Linked DNA regions of Homo sapiens: region 1 is linked to region 2. The links are chromatin loops, found by intact Hi-C in ENCODE. Cell type or tissue: IMR-90. All regions are shown on one strand. Each heading gives the region's core, and the rest is flanking DNA. Links, peaks and the distances in the headings are about the cores only. Region 1 holds the start of LOC105372152 (a long non-coding RNA gene). Region 2 has its middle 77 kb from the start of PMAIP1.

What was found. Peaks named below come from ENCODE experiments on the same cell type or tissue, not always from the same donor. Only the 100,000 strongest peaks of a DNase experiment are listed, where the experiment ranks them.
Region 1: it touches region 2 in a loop (6-fold over the local background); 2 of 110 quality-filtered maps call a loop at or near these places.

Annotation. Positions count from the first base shown.
Region 1 is chr18:60,026,070-60,029,000 of GRCh38, forward strand. It overlaps LOC105372152 (a long non-coding RNA gene), which reads left to right and starts at 997. Exons shown (of 2, transcript XR_935549.2): 1 at 997-1,114. In IMR-90, for the core only: no CTCF peak of the experiment used is centred there; no DNase peak of the experiment used is centred there.
Region 2 is chr18:59,975,942-59,978,872 of GRCh38, forward strand. No RefSeq gene overlaps it. Among named protein-coding and RNA genes, the nearest start is that of PMAIP1, 77 kb to the left of the region's middle. In IMR-90, for the core only: no CTCF peak of the experiment used is centred there; no DNase peak of the experiment used is centred there.

The sequences.
Region 1 (2,931 bases), core at 235-2,734, 50 kb after region 2:
ATCCCTCTCTTTCTCTCACTGTCAATCTATTTATCATATTTTTCTGTGTATATGAAACAAATTCTTAACCTAACAGAAAAAAGGAAATTTACAAGGAAAAATATGTATTGTCTAAGAACATGCCCCTGGGCTTCTGACGCACCTGCTTTTGAATCCTGCCTCTTCTGTGAGACAAACCTGCTTATTGCTGAATCTATTTAATATTTGAACTTATTATATATAAATTTACTATCTACCGCACAGAATCATAATGCAGAATAAATAAGATAAAAGTAAACTATTTTATCACACCCCTTTTCAAAGGACAAATGTTTGACCTTCCAGCAATGTAACAATCTGAGCTTATGCAAATGGGACATCTTGTAAATGCTTATAAACATAAAATGAGCTCAAAAGACTGTAATTTCCAGGACTAACGCCAAAACTGGAAATAAAAATGAGAATAGCAAGGAGACACTGAAAGCCCACAGTGATTGGGGACTGGGTATATGTGATGGCCAAATAGTGGTCGCAGGTGCATATGAAGTGAAAGAGCTCGGAGCAAGTGTCATGCCTGAATCTTAAACTTCAACTCCACTCACTTTCCTTGAACAGTACTGGGAAGCCTGGATGGGAAAAACAAGTCAGCCATGAGGAATTTGTTCCTTTGGCCCTTTCTCAGATGCAAATGTAAAATTTTCTTGTAACCCAAGGTACAGGAGACACTCATAGAATAATAAGTCACTGCTAAAGACAAACTCAAAAAATAATAAAAAATATTTCTACTATAAATATATCAAAACATCCCATCGAAGAGCATAAATTTATACAATTATTATTTGTCAATTAAGAAAATCTAGTGAGGAAAGCAAATGATGTTGCAAAGATGAGTGTTAATTGCATAGGAATTGGAAATACTAGAACAATTTAAAAATTTTAAAAAGGGTTAAAATGATGAAAAAGAGAAGTCAATTTTTTCCCTTTTTTTTTTTTTTTTTTTTTTTTTTTTTGATACAGAGTCTCACTCTGTTGCCCAGGCTGGAGTGCAGTGGCATGATCTCAGCTCATTGCAACCTCCACCTCCCAGGTTCAAGGGATTTTCCTGCCTCAGCCTCCGGAGTAGCTGGAATTATAGGTATGTACCACCACACCCAGTTAATTATTAAACTTTTAATAGAGTGGGGTTTCACCATGTTGGCCAGGCTGGTCTCGAACTCCTGACTTCAAGTGTTATGCTTGCCTCAGCCTCCCAAAGTGCTGGGATTACCGGTGTGATTCACTGTGCCTGCCAGTGAGAAGTAGATTTCAAGTAAAACAAAAGATTATGAAAAAGAAACAAGGGATTCGAAAATAAAGTCCTAGGAATGAAAAATAGGATCGCTAAAATTAAATACTCAATGAATGTACTAACAGCAGACAAAATACAGATAGGAACAGAATTGTACAGGGATTGGTATATTTGAAGAAACTATATCCAAAATACACTGTGAGAGATAGTATCTGAGCAGATACAGGACACAGAATGTAGAATGCACATATGCCCGTGGGGCTGGGCATGCAGGCTAACATGACCAAGCAACAATTGGCCCTGTGTGTCTCTGTGTGTTTGTTTCCAGTTGCTGCTGGAACAAAGTACCACAGTTTCACCAGTTTGTTCATCATTGAATCAACATCATGCTATTTGAATACTGTGATTTCATAATGAATCTTGTTGGTAGTGAAAAAATTTCAAATCTGTTCTTAAAATTCGATCAGGTTTTTTGTTTTTTGGTCTTTTTCATTTCCATATAAAATTTAGAATCATCTTATTGATTTCCCCAAAACACCTGCTGGATGAATGGGGTAAGATTGAATATGTCGATAGATTTGGGGAAAATTGACGTCTTTACAAATGAGTCTTCAATTCATGAGCATGGTGTGTTCATTTATTTAGTTATTCTCTCAGCAACAGTTTAGTTTTCAGTAAATCAAAGGGCACGTCTTTCAATAAGTTATCCCTGTGTATCTGGTTTTTTGCATGCTGTTGTGTACGGTATTGATTTTTATTTTATTCTTCAATTTTTAAAAGTAATATGTACATATATACCATATGAGTTTGCATCCACCAACTTTGCTAAATTCTTTAAAAAATCTTATCGTTGGAGTTCTTTTGGCTTTTCTATGTATGCAATCCTGTCATCTGTGAATAATTACATGATTACTTTTTTCCCAATAATTATACTATTTATGTATTTATTTTGGCCTTATTCCACTGGCTAGGTGTAATAGAGGTGATGAACATCTATGTTTTTTCTGATCTCAGGAAGAAAGCTTTCAGTGATTTCTCTATTATGTATAATGTTAGCAGTAGGTTTTTTCATACATAATATTTATCAGAAGGAAGTTCCCTTTTAGAGTTCATTTGCTGAGAATTATTTTTTAATCATGAAATGATATTAAATTTCATCAAATGCATTTTCTGCATGTCATTTCTCTCATTTATTCTATCAATGTGGCAGAAATAAAGCTATTAGTTGCCAATATTGAGACAATTGAGGAAATTTGAATATGAGCTGTGTATTAGATAACATAGTTAAAGCAATCTTAATTTTTTTCATTATGATGATAGAATTCTGTTTATGTAGGAGAGTGTCCTTGTGTCTAGGGTATACATGTTGAAATTTTTACATCTAAAACTTATTTTTAAGTACTTGTACAATAAATAATATCTATCTCTGTATTGAGGTCCATGAAAACACATACAAGTTGTATCTCTCTCTCTCTTGTTATTTCTCCATCTCTCTATCTATCTACAAATGTAGCAAAATGCTGACAGTTGGTGAATCTAAGTGAACTGTAAGAGTGCCTGGAGTATTCCTTTAATCTTACTATAGGTTTGCAAACAAAAGACGTTTGGGGGAAAATAAGGATAAATCAAATGCAGATTTAATATTGAACTTTTTACCCTTTTAA
Region 2 (2,931 bases), core at 332-2,831:
ACAGATGTATTGACATCAAAAATATTATTAATGTTTACTCTAATTTTAGAATAATTCATGTTTATTAAACACCAAAGGGATTTCCTTTCTTTTGAAATTATTTCAGATATACAAAGTACAAAAATAAGATAATAAACACTCATGTACCACTGCCCAGATCTTACAAATGACATTGTTGCTACATTTTGCCTCAGATTTTGGAAACACAAAATAAAACATTCCACAGATGTGAACTGAAGCTTGGTCTATATGAAGCTCCCTTTGTGTCCCCTTCAGATTCTTTCCCTGCCCCCATTTTCCACATGTAGCAACATAGCGTTACCATGTTGATTCGTGCAGCTTTTGTTTATTCTTCTTGACTGCTATGCAGTAATTCATTTATGAATATCCCATAATTTAAACATTTCCCTTAGTGATTATTTAGATGAGTTTAAAATTTTTTGATTTTAATATGCTGCTGTGCACATTTTTTACAAGTCTTTGAGGTCACACGTGTTCAAGTTTCTATAGTATATATATGTGGACATGAACTTCTGGATGATGCGGTACAAACATCTTCAAGCTTATTGGACATTGACAAATTTCAAAGTGGTTGTAACAATTTATATCTCCCCAGCATTTATTCCCACAGTATATTTCACATTCTTGCACACCCTTGGTATTGCCAGACTTTAAACATTTTGCCAATCTTACGGGTATAAAGTGGTAGGTTATTTTTATTTTAAGCCTTTACACTTTGTAAATATCAGCTTAATTGAGATATAATTTACATACCATACCACCCACCCACCTTTTTTTTTTTTTTGAGACGGAGTCTCGCTCTGTTGCCCAGGCTGGAGTGCAGTGGCGCGATCTCGGCTCACTGCAAGCTCCACCTTCTGGGTTCACGCCATTCTCCTGCCTCAGCCTCCTGAATAGCTGGGACTACAGGTGCCCACCACCACGCCCAGCTAATTTTTCGTATTTTTTTTTAGTAGAGACGGGGTTTCACCATGTTAGCCAGGATGGTCTTGATCTCTTGACCTCGTGATTCACCCGCCTCAGCCTCCCAAAGTGCTGGGATTACAGGCGTGAGCCACTACACCCAGCCACCACTCACCCTTTTAAAATTATATAATTTGGTGGTTTTCGTTATATTCTCTTTTTTTAAATGTGTCTTTTTTTCACATAAAAGTTTCAGGAAGTAATGTAGTTAAGTTAATCGATTTTTTCTCTTATGATTTATACTTTTTGTATCTTATATAAGATTTCCTTCCTTATCACATTTTTTTTTTTTTAAAAAGAGATGGGGTCTTACTCTGTTGCCCAGGCTGGAGTGCAGTGATGCAATCATGGCTCACTATAGCCTCGACACCCAGGCTCAAGAGATCCTCCCACCTCAGCCTCCCAAGTAGCTGGGACTACAGGTGTGTGCCACCATGGCCGGCTAATTTTTAATTTTTTGTAGAGACAGGGTCTGACTATATTGCCCATGCTAGTCTTGAACTCCTGGGCTTAAGCAATCTTCCCACCTTGGCCTACTAAAATGTTGGGATTACAGACATGAGCCACCGTGCCTGGCCCCTTATCACAACTTTAAAAAGTTATTCTCTTACATTTTCTTCTGAAATTTTTCAAAGTTTGTTTTTCACATTTAGGCTTTTAATTCTCCTAAAATTGACTTTTATCTATGGGGTGAATTTAAGGATCTTAATAATCTCTTTCTATAGACTCCAAACCATGTTTTAAATAGTTTATTTTTTCCCACTGATTTATAATGTTAATTCAGTGTACATCAGATTTCTATATTTACTTTCTAATATGTTTCACCTATGTTTTTTGTCTTTACTACGTCAAGATCACAATGTCTTAATCATTACATTTTACAGTGATATTCCTTAGAATAAGGACTTCCCCTTTCTTTTTCATTAAAAGTGGTTTTGTGGCCCTTTGCTCTTCCAAATGAAATTTAACTTTGGCCTGTCAAGTTCAAAAACCTTAATGAAATCTGAAATGGAATATTAGTAGATTTACAGATTAATTTGGAGAGAATTGACATCTTTATTATATTCCCAGTCAAGAACATGGTCTATGTAATTAAGCTTCCTTAATTTTTGTCTCCACTTACAACATAGGACCAACAGGAGAATGTCAAATATGACCCCTAACCAATCAAGTTAAATGTCAGGAGAATGTCAAATATGACAACTAACCAATCAAGAATGTCAAATATGACCGCTAACCAAGTGCTCTGTGTAGGCACTTAACTGAAGAAAAATCGTAAGATGTACAAATCTGGAAAAGGATACTTTATTTCTTGTAAAGGGTTACAGATAGCAATGTGGCCATTCTGACAGGCTGGGAAGTGTAGTCTCAGGCAAAGACCAGAGACAGGCACTTTGAAGAAGGGGTTGGGTAGGCTTCTAGTTAGTCTACCTGCAGCTTCCCCAGGCCAACAACAGGGTATACCCAAGCCTCCCGTTTTTCCACTATAAAGCTATTCCATCTCTCTGCCTGCCTTTGCAGCTCTGCCAAACACAAGCGATTGCGGCTGGCTCTCTTGCTAGAGCAAGCTCTGAATGAATCACCTTTCCTTGTTCTCATTTGGATGGTCTCCGTTTATTTCTTCCACACAAGAAAGAGAGAAGCACAACAGAGGAACCACTGCTGAGATCTGTAGGATAATGCCTTCTTATACTAACTCCCTCATGGACTAGATCCTGACTGGTGAAGATCCAAGACAGGAGACGTCAACATTCTTGAGGAATAGAGGATGTGTACAGCTTGGCTCTAGATGTTCAGAAGAATTTATTACCAGTAAAGACATGAAAGAAAGGGTGGGTGAATGAGAAGATAGTTCTCTCCTTTATTTGTTTTTCCCTCAGGAGATATGTGAAAGTTGAGGGGGAAAAGGCCCTAGGATAATAGATGGAACTAATAATACTGGACTAG